Linked DNA regions of Mus musculus: all the other regions are linked to region 1. A link is a loop called in an ENCODE intact Hi-C map of the cell type or tissue named here. Cell type or tissue: heart. All regions are shown on one strand. Each heading gives the region's core, and the rest is flanking DNA. Links, peaks and the distances in the headings are about the cores only.

The links. A loop is a pair of places that touch in the nucleus more often than their neighbours do. Peaks named below come from ENCODE experiments on the same cell type or tissue, not always from the same donor. Only the 100,000 strongest peaks of a DNase experiment are listed, where the experiment ranks them.
Region 2: a loop joins it to region 1, with 8 times the contacts of the local background. A loop is called at or near these places in 16 of 42 quality-filtered maps.
Region 3: it touches region 1 in a loop (8-fold over the local background); 14 of 42 quality-filtered maps call a loop at or near these places.

The regions. Positions count from the first base shown.
Region 1 is chr10:26,369,192-26,377,803 of GRCm38, forward strand. It overlaps L3mbtl3 (L3MBTL3 histone methyl-lysine binding protein), which reads right to left and starts at 4,881. Exons shown (of 22, transcript NM_001359254.1): 1 at 4,510-4,881. In heart, for the core only: a CTCF peak has its summit at 3,907 (motif pointing right); DNase peaks (open chromatin) are centred at 3,930, 4,990 and 5,740; H3K4me3 peaks cover 2,494 bases; H3K27ac peaks cover 2,244 bases.
Region 2 is chr10:26,750,428-26,754,427 of GRCm38, forward strand. No RefSeq gene overlaps it. Among named protein-coding and RNA genes, the nearest start is that of Arhgap18, 20 kb to the right of the region's middle. In heart, for the core only: CTCF peaks have their summits at 2,294 (motif pointing left) and 2,868 (motif pointing right); a DNase peak (open chromatin) is centred at 2,374.
Region 3 is chr10:26,993,312-26,997,311 of GRCm38, forward strand. Lama2 (laminin, alpha 2) reads right to left here. Exons shown (of 65, transcript NM_008481.2): 59 at 92-204. Among named protein-coding and RNA genes, the nearest start is that of Gm40618, 13 kb to the left of the region's middle. In heart, for the core only: a CTCF peak has its summit at 2,449 (motif pointing left); no DNase peak of the experiment used is centred there.

The DNA of each region.
Region 1 (8,612 bases), core at 2,104-6,103:
TTGCTTAAGCAGAGGACCTGAGTTCGACTCCCACTGGGCAGCTTGCAACCATCTGTAATTCCAGTCCTAGGGGATCCAACAGCTTCTTCTGACTTTGGAAGGAACCAAGCACAAATATGCACAGACATACATGCAGGCAAAGTATGTACACATTTAAATTAGTAATAAATCTAAAAACAAACATACAAACAAACAAACAAAAAAAAAAAAAAAAAAAGGAAGAGAAGGAAAAGACAGACAAAGCAGGCTTGATGGCATACAGCTTCAATCCCAGTGCCCTGAAGCAAATGTGGGAGGATTTCCGTGAGTTCCAGGTCAGCCTGGTCTACATAGAGTTCCAGGCTAGAGGTACCAATCTGAGATCCTGTCTCAAAAAGAAGAAGGGGAGGATGGGGAAGAGTAGAAGGAAGAGGGAAGGAAGGAAGGAAGGAAGGAAGGAAGGAAGGAAGGAAGGAAGGAAGGAAGGAAGGGAGGGACACTGCTAGAAATCTTTGACAAGTATATTCTGTCCTGCACTTCACAAACCTGGCCACACCGGGAGGGTAAACTGGCCATCACCTACTTGAATACCTCTTCACAATTCCCAAAATCTTAGTTTGAAACTTCCTTCCACAAAGAGCAAATGTCAGTATTTCCATTTTTTCAGAAGGGGAAATCCAGGTGAAGGTGACCCAGTAAGTCATACAAGATGATAGACTGCAGGCTTCACTTATCTGATTCCGGGTCCATGGGCACGGTGTCTCTTCCAGTAAAGACTCACAAGTGCTGTCTGGAATTCAGCACACAGAAACTACACTGGCCACCCCGCTCTCCCCAGGCCCATGCTCTTATTTGCATGGGCTTATAGCTGCTTCTGCCCACTGTCTCTGCAGCACCATCCACACACTGACAAAAACTAAATCTATGAATTCTACCGGCTGCTCTACTTAAGACAATCCACAAACAGAAGTGACAATAAACTAGTGTTCACAATCACTTTTACTCTGGCCATCATTCAGTTTCATTTGTAATCCACCTGACTCGAAGAAGATAATTAGTTCTGCTCAGAAAACCGAGTCCAGAGAGATTGTTCAGAGGGTAAAGGTACCTGACAAGCTGACTTCAACCCCCAGGACCCATATAAAGATGGAAAGGAAGAAGTAACTCCAAAGATGTTTTCTAACTGTCATGCATGTAATATGGTGTGCCACTTTTACAACCTCTCTGCTCTCTGTCTGTCTGTCTGTCTGTCTGTCTTTCTCTTTACACACACACACACACAGAAATACTAACAATAAAATTTAAAAGGAAAGTTAACTTCATTCCTTTTTGTTTCTGCCAAATAAGAATTAGCAAACTCTTTAAATCTCAAGACAGAGGGGGCAGGAAAGTCAGTGGAAAAGAAGAAAGGAAGACTAACGGGTTGAACCAGCATAAGGAACAGAAAGCACTATGTAGATATTCTATCCCAGCAGTTGGCTTCCCTCATCAGCGACTGGCCTTGATCCTAAAGGAAGGTCCTGGATTATTTGTTGGGAGTAAACCAGTACCCTCCAGGATAACCAAAAAGAACTTATTAGACAACATTTCTATATTCCCATAGAAATGTTTTCAAAAATTCCTAAGTCTATGCTACATCCCTAAGACATGGTCTCTGGCAGAAGAAGGGCTTCTTCATAGGAGTCACTTAAATGTTAATTACATGTTAATTAACCCCCCCCCCCCCAAACTGTCATAAATTTTAGCTACAAAATTGTAGCTCAGGCTGCAAAGGCATTTAAAGCTCCTGTCTCTTCCCTACCATTGTATATCCACCTATAGAAGGTATTAATTGATTCACTACTGCTTTGTTCTGGATTCCCCACTTTTTCAATCGATCAATCAATTGTTTTCAGTAGAAAAAAAAAAAAAAAAAGGAACTGAACCGCCAGTAAGAATTCAGTAATGAGCCGGGCGTGGTGGTGCATGCCTTTAATCCCAGCACTCGGGAGGCAGAGGCAGGCGGATTGCTGAGTTTGAGGCCAGCCTGGTCTACAAAGTGGGTTCCAGGACAGCCATGGCTACACACACACACACACACACACACACACACAAAACCAAAAACAAAAAAAAGAATACAGTAATGGTTGAGTGGTAGTGGCACACACCTTTAATCCCAGAATGCCTGAGGCAGAGGTGGGTGCATCTCTGTGAGTTGGAGGCCAACTTGGCCTACAGGGAGAGTTTTAGGACAACCAGGACTACACAGAGAAACCCTTCATTACCCGTCTCCTCCCCCAAAATCTAGTAACAAGGAACTGGGAGAAGGCAAAGTCAATAAAGAGACAGCCAAGAAAGCACAAAGACCCGAGTTCAGATTCCCCAGCACTTCCCTAAATCCCTAAATCCCGGAGCGCTCTCCTCTGTAACCTGAGCACTGGAGGGAGGGCCTGCAGCTCACTGGCCAGCCAGTCTAGCCAATCAGTGAGCCAGGTTTGGAGAGAGGGAGGGGGGAAAAAAGGATGACTGGGAGCAGAGCAGGAAAGCTTGTAACTGTAACAACTCAAGCTGGTCTCTGGCCTCCCATGCAACCATACCAAAGGCACACATACGCTACGGGACACTCCTTTTTGCCCAATGCTTCTTTCACCTTTTCAAGCACGCCTACTGTCTACTTGTTCAAACATTCAAAGCAGTTCCCACAAACTTAAGTTTTGTTGTTGTTTTCCTTTCTACTAACCCTGTCACACACTCTCTTTAATTTCCAGCTGCACTGGAAACCAAGTGTCCAGTGAAAGACATCTGTCTGGTGACCTTCAGAACTGCTGTGTACCCCCAAGACTTCTTTTAAGGATCTAGCATTGATTATATTGGAGGAAAAGGAAAACAAACAAACAAACAAACAAACACCCTCAAAGCACTCTCATAAAGCCCTCGCATCCATAATATACAATTCAAACTCAACACCCATCACACCACACTGCACTGTGTATTCAAATTAACTAGGTACATGTAAGGTGAAATTAATTTTAATCACTCACATCATTCCCGTACTCTAAACCACATAATAAAAATTCCCATTGTAAATAAGACTGTTACCCAAGCACCAGGAGGGAAATACAAATTCAACTCCAGCCTGAGCTACATAGATGGATGGACCCTGTCTCTTTCACTGTGACGGACAGGTGGTAATTACAAGAATGATTCTATACAACCTTAATCCCTCCTGTTTTTATCCTTAAAATTCAATGTTTTTTTTTTAAATACAGAATACACACTGGGAAATAGTTATGTAACCCATGCATATATAAAGTGGTTTAAATCGTAAATTATACAAAGTATACTGAAATAAATGTTTTTACTCAGTGAATCAAAATTACACCGTTACGAGAAGATACTATGTATTTTATGAGTATATATTATGTAAGTTTATACGTAAATTGTTGAATAATTTGTTAGCCTGAGATTATATGCATCAGAGACACATACAAAATGATCAGTTCATATAAAAGCTAATTTCAGGTTTGTTTTTTTTTCAGTTTTTTGCAAAGTGCTAAGCACAGGTTTCATTTTGACTTTTCCTTAACATTCCGAATTAAGCTACCTGCTATGAGTCGTAAGAGGGGAAATAAAAAAAAAAAAAAACGGAGGTACAGATGATGGTAAACAGAAGACAAACTTTCTTATCTAGGGAGTGTCAATCTCAAATCTCAGAATAAAAAGCTTTGGTTTTCTTACTGTATGCAAGAAAGGATGGAAATCACAGGGTCCGCAAGCTTAGACGTCATTGTTCTCTGATTTACAAAACTTCTATTTCGGACTAGCATCCTTTCTCACATCTGGCTGCAACTCAGGTCTTCTAATTACTTCCACGTCTAAACGGACTGCATGTAGCTACAAGTAAAGGCCAAACTTTGGTCTTGTCTCTCGAACTTAAGATGCGTTTAACCACTAGAGGTCCCCCCTTGGCCAGTTTTGCAGGCTCACTATTTTGCTGCACTTGAAACTTTCCGGCTCTCTACTCGAGTCAGTGTTTTTCTAAAAACTTGCGCAAAAATCCACGCAACCGAGGTAGCCAGTACAGAGCTTCCCGGGCTCCCCACACCAATAAAGGCATCATAACCAACCACCTACGAAAATTGAAATGAAAATTCAACTCACTCATCCCAGGCGACGCACCTCCCCCCCCCCCCCACACACACACACACTCAAACCGGTTTCTTATTTCTCGTCTCAGTTTCCCTTAACTTAGAACAATTCTTTAACATCTATTTTTGTTCCTGGGCACTTTGGATGATCTTAAATGCATGCTTTTGGCGGTAGCCCCAAGGTGGCAAAGGAGCGGGCCAAGGGATGCAGAAGGCGGGGGGGATGGGCCCAGCAAACTGCGCCCGAGAAAGTTGCATAAGGAAAGAGACTCCGTTTTTCGGGTCCCCCCCCCCTAAAAAAACAAAAAAAAGAAGAAAAATAAATCAGCGGGGAAAGGAGAGGAAAAGGAAGCTGGGCGGTGGCTGCAGGAGGACAGAGAAGGAAAAACCAAAGCGAGTTTACCTTCGTGTCCCCGTGGAAGGGTGGGGCAAGAGCCCTGACCCACGCGACCCGGCAGTGCGGCTGGATCTCCCACCCGTTTGGTCGGAGCGCGGACGGACAGACAGACACCACGGCCGGACGCGAAGAAAGCCGCCACGCTGGTCAACTTTCTCTCACGGCCCCGCGGTGGGCCGTGATCGGATCAGATCCGATCGTGAGGTTCGGGTCCTAGAAACCCCCACACACATGCACTTTTTTGCCTTTTGGATTTTTTTTTCCTTTTCTCTTTTTCCCTTTTTCTATTCTCCCAAGAAGGCGATTAAAGTTTTCCCTCCGCCAGTGCGCCCCTGGCCCCGCCGCTCTCAAGTTTGCCTCCTCCTCCGGCCGGCGGCTGGCTGGCTGGCGGGGCGCGCGGCGGATGCCTCCGCTCCTGCGCTTCCCGATCCCCACCCCCGCCGGCCTCTACTTCCCCCGCCCCGCCGCCGCTGCGCGAGGCCGGCCCCGCCGGGCCCAGGACGCGAGCGTGGACCAGACAGTAGCCCATGAGCGCAGATCGGCGCACGCACGGGTGGCGAGGCGGACCCCGGCCGCCGGCCTCGGCCACCCGGGGCGGCGGTAAACAAGTTGCAGGCTCCACGGCCCCCGCCGCAGCCCGCCACCGCCTCGCCTCGCCTCGCTCGCACGCCCGCGCCCGCACCGGCGGCGCTGCGCGGAGAAGATCGCCGCGACGGTGCGGGTGCCCGGCCCGGCCCCGCGTCCTCCACCCCGCGGGGACGGCAGTGTCGAGCCCGCGCCGCCGCGTTCCCTAAAAGCACTTTCCTGCTTCCAGCAGGAGGAAAAAAAAAAAAAAAATCCAGCGGAGGCTTTATTTCTTTCTTCTTCTTCTTCTTCTTTTTTTTTTTCCGTGCAACTTTCCCAAAATGGCGGAAATTGGAGGCGATCTCTAGGAAATTCTCCCACAGTCGGCGGCGGGGAGCGGGGAGGTGGCGAGCGGGGAGAGCACACACGCAAACTCTCGGCCGCCGGCCCCGCCGCGGCTCGGGTGTGCGTGCGGGTGCGGGTGCGTGTGCGCGGTGCGAGTCGCGGAGGGAGGCCTCTCGGCGCGCGCTCACACTCACACCGACACACACTCACCGACACATACACAGACACACACAGCCACAGAGACACACACTCACACACACATACACACACACACACATACACACTCACACACATACACACACACACACACACACACACACACACACACACACGGCCGCGCCAGCGAGACGCGCCTCTGCCACATTCAACCAGTCGGTTCTCCGCAGCCGAGCTGGCTGGCGAGCAAAGTGGCCCGGCCTCTTTTCCCACTGCCTCGGTCTCCCGTACTTGGACTTGTCGCGCTCGCCCGCCCGCCCGCTCGCTCGCCCGCCCGCCCGCTCGCTCACCCGGTGCGCGCTCGGCACAAAGGCCACACGGGCGGAGGGGGCCGCAGGGGCGGCGCGCCGGGGCTCGCGTCCTCCCGCCGCCGCACCGATCGTGCCCGCGGTCCCCTCCCGAAGCCGCCCCCTCCCCCCCTTAGGCTCAGGCCGACCGCGCTCGGCGCCCCCGGGGAGGCTGCGGCTCCGCCGCGTTTCCCCCCCACCGCCGCCCCGGACTCGCAGCCCCGCGGTGCCGCGCTCCCCCCCCCCCCCCCAGCGCCGCCACCCAGCACCCGGTGTCAAAAAAGCGACCAAAGTGACAAGCTCCGGGCGGGGGGAGGGGGCCCACACGCATCCCGCTGCCTGCGCGCGGGCGACGGCCGAACGCGGCCGCCTTGGCCCGCTCCCTTCCGCACGGCCCCCCACACCCTTCCCCGTGTGCGCGCAAAGGAGGAAAAAATACAAGTCTCTCCTCCCCCCATTTTTTCCTTTCTCTTTTCTCGCTCTTTTGTTCCTCTTTCGCACTCGCACTCACTACTTCAGAGTGAGATGCCCACAGACTCCCCCTCCAGCCGCTTCCGAGTCACTTGCCCACTTTTTTTCCCCGGGATTAAGTTTTCTCCTCTTTCCCAGAGGCGCAGAGAAGTGGGGGAGAAACCCCTTCTTTCCTTCCCCTCCCCTGATCTCTTTCCCAAGACGAGGGTGCGCTTCCTTCCCTCTCTAGGTCTCAGAACTTTCATCCTCACCCAGAAAAAAATCAATGAATGGCTCTGGCGCAGGCTGATCTGCAGATTAATTAGAGATTAGATCTGATCAAGCGCTCCTTACCCCCAAATTTTCTCTCTTTTTTTTTTCTCCGTCTCACGAGTAGTCCTGACAAATGGTCCAGGGCTGCGGGCGCAGTGCGCATGTGCGCGTAGAGTCAGGGCTGGGGAGAGGGGAAACTGCGCTGGTGCCGGTGCCGCCGCCGCCGCCGCTGCCGAGGAGGCTCGCACTGCCTTCCCTCTGACTGCTGCTGCGCCTTCGCCGCTGGAAAGCCGCGATTGAGCGGCTCGGCCGCCTCGGCCGCCCGCACACAACTGCTTCAGGTGCATCTCTCCGCGATCCTTGTCGCTGCTCCGAGCTGCTTCAAAGAACGGCCCAAACAAATGTGAAAGACCGAGAAGGTTATAGATTTCTTTGTCTGCTTTTGCACTTTACTTTTTTTCTACAGCAATTTGCAGAGCAGCGAATCCACCATGTGCTGCTTAAACGTGTGCATTCAGCCATTAAAGAGTGGGCCCTGGACTTACACCACTGCTACCAGGGGCTAGATCCATGCCACAGGTCAAGAATAAAATGGGAAATAAAGTTCTTCGCTTGTACAGAGTTTCATTTGCCCTTTTCGGGACTGGAAGAATGCATAATAAAGTCTGAAACTTGCGCGTTCTTTCCGCATCCTAAATGAGATTTGTATTGACAGCTTCTGTGGGTTAGGCCTCTGTTGTAAGGGATGCTGGGAGTTCTACCTCAACTTAGAAATCCCTGGTAGAGTGCCTAGGCAATAAGAGAGGACTGCCCGCTTAATGTACTCAGTCAAGATGGCTGAGCTGCTTAAATAGCAAACCCTGCCTTTGTCAGTTCGTCAAATCTGAATCAAGCCATTATTGTATTTGATATTGGCAGTTTTCTGTTTACGGACTGCAAGCTGACTTCGGGGGAGTTTACAGTTCCTCTTTTCTACAAGGTTCAGGGGAGGGAGGGGGCAGACAAGATAATTCAAAGTAATTAAACTTGTGATAAATACTTCAGGCCAACAGGAGAGTTTGCTGTGAAAGGAAAAAAGCACTAACGCAAGCCCTGCACTTCTTCGAAAGGGAAAGCAGTGGGGAAGTAAAGGAGGATCCGCCCCCAGCCTGGACTGTTTGCTTTGCATCTAATAAAGGGTACAGGGGCCTTTCCCTGCTACTGTTGCCTGAGGCCTAGGACTTAAATATATATCACAGATGGAAATTCCATATTAAAAAGCCTTCCTCCAAAATGTAAGATTATTCTTGATTAAAATTTTTTTTTCACTTAAGGAATGGTCCTTGCACTAGTTTCAGAAAATAGACTCTTAAATTCTCTCTTCAGGCCCGTGAAATTGCCGCAGAGAAGCAGACCATCTATTGCTTCCATTACTGTAGAGGCCAGCTCTCAAACCCCAAATCGAGGCATGTGACTTGCCATGTGTTTCAGAACTCAGGTGCTAACTCACAGTGCAGTTTAGATGAGTTCATAAAATAAGCTTCGTGCATTGGGCAGCAAGCAGCTTAGGGGTGTGCAACAGAGAAGGTCCAGTTAGTGAGAGCTCAGATAAGCTCAGACCACCACCTCAGGACTGATTTCACGCATTATGTTTAACCTGCTTCCGGGTTGTGCCAGGACGACTTCATTAGCAGACAGTAATTTCAGCTTCCGGCCTTTTCTCCCCAACTCTTGAATAACAAAATGTGAAATGTCCAAAGGCAGGCTACAGGAGAAAGAAAGAGAGGCCACGAGTTTTGTTTTAACCTAAGACCCTGCCCTAAGAAAATCAAAATTAACTTCAAATTCTTCTTTCTAAAAAAATCTCTCAGTCATTTACTAGATATTTTAGGTGAGATTTCTATTGTGTTTGTGTTTTCATAGACATTAATTCATAATTTTAAAAATTATGTTTTTTTTGGGTTGTTTCTCTTTGGTTTTTGGTATAGGATCTTA
Region 2 (4,000 bases), core at 1-4,000, 380 kb after region 1:
GTGGCACTATTAGGATGGATGGCCTTATTGGAGTAGGTGTGCCACTGTGGTCTTGGGCTTTAAAACTCTCATCCTAGCTAGCTGGAAACCAGTCTTCTCCTAGTGGCCTTCAGATGAATATATAGAACTCTCAGCTCCTCCTGCACCATGCCTGCCTTGATGCTACCATAGTCCCACCTTGATGATAATGGACTGAACCTCTGAACCTGTAGCCAGCTCCAATGAAATGTTGTCCTTATGAGTTGCCTTGGTCATGGTGTCTCATCACAGCAGTAAAACCTTAACTAAGACAAGGTGTTTCTCTTAGCAACCTGGCCTTGAGCTTCCTTTTGTAATGTGTAGGAATATTCTTCATAATTGTGATGGTATCATTATTAAATTTATTAATGTGGGGGGAGATGAATATGCCATGACATAAGTGCAAGACAGGAAACAACTATTTGTCAGTTTGAGGGTCCAACTCGAGTTTTGAGGCTTGTTAGGCCAAGTGCCTTTACCTGCTAAGCCAGCTCACTGACCCTCTGATCCGTGTTTCTTGTTTATATAGTCAAAATGATGGTATTCATAGGGAACTGCCTTGACTGATAATTTCAAGGCTAGCTCTACTTCCCTTTTTGCCCTCTGCCTACCCACGCAGCTGAACAGTCACTGATCTTTCTAATTAATTAGCATATTCACTTACATCCCACTCACTTTCTCCCTCCCAGTCATCCCTCCTACAATCCTCCCCCTTATCCTTTTTCCCCTTCTCTGAGTAGGCAGAGCCCCTTGGGTATCCCTGTACCCTGGCACATTAAGTCTCTGCAGGTCTAGGTGCTTCCTCTCCTACTGAGGCCAGATAAGGCAGTCCAGTGAGTAGAACACATCCCACATACAGGCAACAGCTTTTGGGATAGCTACCGACTACAGTTGCTCAGGATCCACATGAAGACCAAACTGCACATCTGTGGAGGCCTAGGTCCTTCCTGAGTATGCTTATTGGTTAGTGGTTCAGTCTCTGAGAGACCCAAACGGTCCAGGTTAGTTGACTGTTATTTTTCTGTGGCGTTCCTATCCCTTTTGGGTCTGCAATCCTTCCTCCTGCTCTTACATGAGGGTCCCCAAGCTCCATCCACTGTTTGACTGGGGTTGTCTGCAGCTATCTGAGTCAGCTGCCTCAATGAAGACTCTCAGAGGATATCCATGCTAGACTCTTGTCTGCAAGCATAACAGAGTATCATTAATAGTGCCAGGGTTTGGTGCTTGCCCATCGGATGTAGCAGAGACTGAGGGAATGGCCAACTAACTGGTCACTGATCTATCTTTCATCTCTATTCCTCTGTTCAGCTATAGCACTTCTCTGAGAGCAGTGGTTCTAAACTTGTGGGTCAAGACCCTTCGGGGGAAATAAGTGACCCTTTGACATAGGTCACATATCAGATAATCTGCATCTCAGATATTTATGTGGCATTCACATCAGTAGCAAAATTACATTTATGAAGTAGCAACGAAAATAATTTTATGGCTAGGGTCACCACAACACAAAGGTGTTAAAAGATCGTAGCTTTAAGAAGGTTGAGAACAGGGGTTGGAGAGATGGCTCCGTGGTTAAGAGCACTGACCACTCTTCCGAAGGTCCTGAGTTCAAATCCTAGCAACCACATGGTGGCTCACAACCACCCGTAATGCGATCTGATGCCTTCTTCTGGGGTGTCTGAAAACAGCTACAGTGCACTTACATAAAATAAAAAACCTTAAAAACAAAAAGTTGAGAACCACTGTCTTAGAGGTTAAACGTAAACAGTGCACAGTGCTTGGGCTTGCACACTGCTACTATTATGTGAGAGGTATGTGGAATTGCATGTTTTCTTTAACATCCATTAAAAAAAGAGTAAGACTCCTCCTTTATTAGAGCACCAGTGCTGCTCTCTTTCCCATTGTGTGAAGATTTAGTTAATATATGAAGTGCTGAGAACAGTGCCTGCGGAGGTTAATCCCTCAGCCATTAGCCGGCCAGTAATGCCTCTCCGAGACAAAAGGAGCCCAGTATTTATGCTCCTGTCCAGTCCGGCCGTGAGCTGTCTGAACTCGGCACTGGGCTTTGTGTATCTCAGGCGGCAGAAATCAGTCAGTACAGGGTGTCCACGGGGACACAGGTGAACTTTGAGTGTTTCCCAAGAGAAACATAGAACACCCACCCTCTCTCCTTTTATAACTATTTCAGCTGAAGGATCGAATGTTTAATATGAATTTCTATTAAAAAACCAAATTCCTGATCTCAGAGTGTTTATTGTATTTTGACTGGTTATCACTGGCGCCCCCTGCAGGATTGATGAAGTATTTTCTTGGCCTGCCTCGGCTTGGCTGGGAAATCCTCTGAATGCTTTGTGATTTGGCAGCATACTGCAGCTCTGCAGTAGGAGGCCTGCAGAGAGCATTTTCTACCCGCCGTAAGGTTACCTGGGCATTCCAGGGTGGTGGAAAGGCATGTGATAAGGAAAAGAGGATATGCTAGGGATGGAGAAATGCTCTGTCTGGCCTACTTCGGAATCCCTTACCACTCTTTGGTGGTATCCTCTGATGCCAGGAGTTGAGCTTCTCTTCTTCAAAATGGTGGGCTGTCACAAAGCTTATTGGTGAGTACGAGCAGCAAGGCATCTGGAGAATCCACTGTAGTGTCTGTCCCACACTACACATGTTTAGTATCCGCTCCCGTCCAGTTTACAGGGTAACCCAAGCTCATCCCCACTGGCTCTGCTAAGGGTAAGGCTTTCTTTTGTTTAAGCATGTCCTTTGCTGCAGAGGGATTTTTTTTTTTTTTTTTTTTTTTTTTTTTTTTTTTGTCTTTCAGCCAGCAGGTGGCAACCAAATTAAAGCTAAAAGCTCATCTTATTTCAACATGGGTAAAAACATTGGCTTTTGCATGACGAAATGGCAGGTTGGACAGAGAGCATTTGGAACTGAAGGAGTGACACCAAGGGAGTGCTCTCCACGCTAGACCATGGGTGCCGAGGCTGGCTTTCCTGGGCCTCCCTTTGATTTCGGTTTCTGTATATCCGAGATCCTGAAGGATCCTGCTTCTTACGACACTGTACTGTAAGTAAAATGACTCGCATGGGGAGTGAGTCCTAAGTTGACATGACAGGCTCCCTGGACAGATCAATGCTGTTTGTGGGTTTGCATATTTTGAGGTTTTAATTTATCAAACGGCGAAAATGTCACTGCTATCCTGAGTATTGCCACCATGAAAACACACACAGCATAGTTCATGGCACACAGCGCATACATGATTGAGCTGCACAGATTAAATGACTTATGCTATGCTTATAGACACATGTCCGGTGGATCATGGGATCACATGTAGTCTGACTAACCCTTTCCTCATTGGATGAGGACGTGGAGACCTAGAATGGTTAATTTCTATAAAGTTACAGAGATTAATAATAATAATAATGATTATTATTATTATTATTGATTACAAATTGTGGAAAGCACAATTCCCAAAGCCAATAGTTTTAATTTTCCCCCCAATACCCCAGGGTTCCTCATTATTTCTCACTGGTGTTTGATGGTACTGAGCCTGGCTTGCCATTGAGGGCTAACTGCCCTGTTTTTAAAGACTGGCCAGGATGGGCAGTGTGGTACCACCATAATGGCTGTATTCAGAAGTGTCCCGAGTCACCATCACATGATACGTGCTGCTAGCTAAGGTCCCTTGAGATAAAGTCAGTCCTGAACAGAAAAGATAACCCCTAATACTAGTTTTCTCTCTCAATGCCAGTCAGCCCTGGCTACGTGTCTCTCCATTAGAAGACGATTCCCACTGACTATTGTACCAGTGCCGTGTGATTATCTGATTGGCCAGTAGATACGTCTATTGCTGTATTCTAGGGAAAAGAACCAACACCATGAACTTGCTTACTAGCTGATCTGAAGGTTTGCTAGGGATTTGCCAAGTCCTCTAAAGGAGTAGCCAGAAAGGCAAACATTTCCTTTGTTTAGCTTGCTGCTTACCACTCTT
Region 3 (4,000 bases), core at 1-4,000, 620 kb after region 1:
CTAACACTAGGAATTTTACACATAATTGATGAGACTTGATTAAATGTGAATATTCAGCAGCTCTTGTGCCGTGTTGCAGAATAATACATACCGATTTTTAACTTTGGTGTCATCAAAAGCAATTGCAATGTGGCTGTTTCTGGAAAGCCCAAACTGCTTGCTCCCTGTCAGAAGAGCTGGTTCTGATTCTGCAACACAAGGGCCCTGAGAAATACCAAGGACAGGAGATGAGATCATGGCCAGATACACGGACAATGTTGCTGTTGGAGTGTATTTAATGTATTCCCTTCCTGACCTTGAACAATGCAGAATTCCCTAACACTAAAACCCACCTCTTATTTATTTCTGTAATATTCAGGACAGGTACTTATGAAATGCTCAGTGAATTCAAACTAGTTTTCCTTAGTAATGCCTTGGGATTGCTAAAGGAATGTGTTAAAAAATGTATGGATACATTTATATTTTCCTTACTCTCTAGGGAAAACATTGCTTATATTTCTGGGGAAGCTGCAATTCCTTTTCCACATTTATTTCACCAATGAGGGGTTTTCTTTTTAGAAGATGGACCAGGGAGAACTATGGGCTAGCTACTTGGATTATAAGAATAGAAAAATGTGTTCCCCCTCATCTCCCCATTTCCATTTCCCACTATAGTATTTTTCCTTGGAAATTATCAGCCCACTAGAAGGTTGCTGTAAATTCAGAATTTCAAGATGGCAACCTGCAAGTCAGCCCACTCAGGGCCTTAGCTAGTTGCTAGGCAACCTGCACGTGTGGGCTTTTTTTTTTTTTTTTTTTTTTTTTTTTTAATGCAACCCACCATACACCATTTCCCCTGCTGCTGTTCAAAGATCAGCTTCCTAGGGTGCTTGAGCGAGACAGCTAGGTACACAGATGTGCAGTCACTTGCTCTAATGCTATGCTGTCACCACCTGGAAATTCATAATAATGTTTGATGAAGTGGCCCTGCATTTTCCCTTTGCACATGGCCTCACCAATCACATAACCAGTCCTGGCGACTTGGATTATAATGCATGGCTCAGGAAATAAGGTTTTTCAAATGACAAAGCCGCAAGCCTTCTCCACACTCTCTGTTTTCACAGGCTAGCTTGATGTACAGGTGGCTGATGAAGTTGTTTAGAGCCTGGGGTGTGTGAGAATTCATAACAATAACATGCACCCTTGCACGAACTCATCAGCTTTTCAGATCTGAGTTTAATGGCTTCGGGAGGGAGGCAGACCCAGCCAGTGCTGACTAGGTAGGTCCTCTCAAACAGCCTAGGGCAAGCTTTTGTGAGGAGTGTTCTCCAACAGAGTACCTCAGACATGACTTATCAGCACTCGGGACATCTTTATGTGAGAAAAAGCCTCATTCTCTCTTCTCTTGAGCTTGGTCAAAAGCGACCTATATTATGCCACAGCAGGCAAAAGGGCTTAAAAGTGTTTCAGGAAAGCTATAAAATTGGTCTTTATGGAGGTAGTTACTTTTTTGCCTCCCAGGAGATGGTCATTTATAAAAAGAAGACTGGCTGAAATTCATACATCTATGTAAAAGCCCAGTGGGCAGGGCAGGATAATCTATTCACAACACACAGCAATGCCTTTGCTATTACATGGCCAACAAAAGAAGCTCAAATGGTGACTTAATGTCCTGGCCCGAAAAGGCTATTAATAGAGCAAGAATCATTCTTGCAAATACTGTAGTATGCAGCCTTCCTTAGAATTCTCCAAGAGGATTCCATATGTTGTGAGTTCTTGTGGACAGAATTTCACCAAAACATCTCTAAATGTTTACCTCTGAAAACAGACACTAATAACATCAATGGATGCCATGGACTTACGGAACAATAATGTGCAGGCTGAAGAAATCTACCTGTGGGTAATGTTGCTGTTAGTGCTGCCACAGTCACTTGGTCATTCACCAAATAATATGCTAAGATAATATGCTAATATAAGCCATATTTTAATATGGCTACTAGAATGGACAGATGGCAGTTGTGAATAACGGGCGTTTTATTGGCGCTGTATTGTGGAATGTCATGTGACATTCCACAATACAGCGCCAACATGACTGTTGGTAAGCTGGAGAGTTATTGAACAGAGCCACAGCTGAGCAGCAGTCCCCCACACCTTGAACATATTATCAGATTTTCTAGACAGTCATTTCATAAACACATTCAGTTGGAGGAGAGAGGATTTAGCATAGGTCCTTCGACTCCTATGTCATTATATAGCATACTCATATACACAAGAGGAACATGGTGTAAGGGATACGCGTCACTTCTAGGCCCAAGGACATGCTTTTCCTATGTTTTGGAAACAATAATCTCTGAAAAATGCTAAAACAGCAATAACAGCAGCAATAATAGTAATTAAAAAAAAAAAACACCCAGCCTCAATCAATCTCAACATGTTACACTTCCGCCATCTGGTGGTGATGCTTCATAATACATGTAGCACACAGGGGAAAGGGGATAAAGGACAGGATGGCTTGTTTCTGCTTTGCAGGTGACAATTCTGAGGCACACAGGGATATGGGGAGCCTACTAGAGTAGTGTATTTGTCACTGAAGTAGCTGGAAAGGAAGCCATGCTCCTTGCAGTCACAGTCACAAGGAGAGGGGTCAGTTGTCCTAGCAAACCTTCCCACTCTGTTAAAAGTTCAGGTCAGTGGTCATTTCTAATTCCGGTGCAGTGCTGACACTTGTAAATTCATTAACAAATTCAAAGCAATGTATGATTTCTTGGTAAGTGGACTTTGAGTTTAGATAGCTGTAGAGCAGAGATTCCAACGGCATTTATCAAAACGAGCAGCAAGTGATGAGTCATGCTAAAAATTGTGTAATTTCCTTCCTTCATGAGTCAATGATCCCGTTAATAAGTGTGGGCTAAAGTCCCATCTGATGCTTTCCTTCGGTGATCTTTGTGGGTGAATACTAAATAGGTACTTTTTCAGCACTGACTTTGATGTCCTGATGCATACAATGCCTGCTGCTGTTCACTGAATCATGTGAACTCCTTGGATGTGAGCTCCTTGGTGGAACTGGTCATTTACAGGGATTTGTCATAAGACGGCCCCACCTGGGGTGTGGAGAATATGTTTTCCCTTTCAATACATGTCAGTGCCCAAGGCTGACTTATCCTATGGCTTCGACTATCTATAGCTTTTAGCATACTGGCACTCCCGTTGCTGCAGGAACCATTCTCTCTTGCTTTGCTTTTTTTTTTTCTTCTCAGCTCACATCTCTTCAATTTTCTAAGAACCTTATCTGAACTCTTCATTTCTACCAGAATCTGAAAGTGCCACATTCAACTTTCCAGCAAGATTCACATAAAAGAAATGCAACCAACTTGTCGTATGCCAATCCCTGTGGACTGTGCTTATCAAAAAAAGGCTTGGAGTCAATGCTGCAGCCACTCATCCCATGTGAACATATTGATGCATTTCTGCATTGATAAGCCCAGATGCTTATCAACTCCATCCCCATCATTGTAGATGAGTAATATCCACAAACATAATAAGCAGGGATGTCTTTCTCCCCAGATAGTAATGGGCTAAATAATCAGGGAGATAGTACAAGGGACTACTAGACTCCAGTTCTGTGAGATAAGATAACATGGAGAAAATACAGTCTAATCTAGGATGGTAGACCACATATAACCACAGAATTGACATATCCATTTCACAGGCCTTTTCCCAGGATACTCTTCAATTAGCCTGAAGCATAGTGAATGCTTTCTTTACATTATAAGCTGCTGGCAAAGTTAGGGGTGAAGAGTGTGAGGAAGGAACAAGTGGGCAAGAAAGACAACTCCTGTCAGTCAGGAAATATGGGGCTTGTAGGTAGAAGTTACCATCACCAAGATGAACCTGTGATGATTTTAAAAATTCCAACTTGAAATGTTGAAAACAAGATCTAAGAAGCATTTCATGCCTGAGTTTGAAATTGCTTACAAAGAGAACACATTTCAGTATCTGCCCCCTCCCCCGCCCCCAGTAC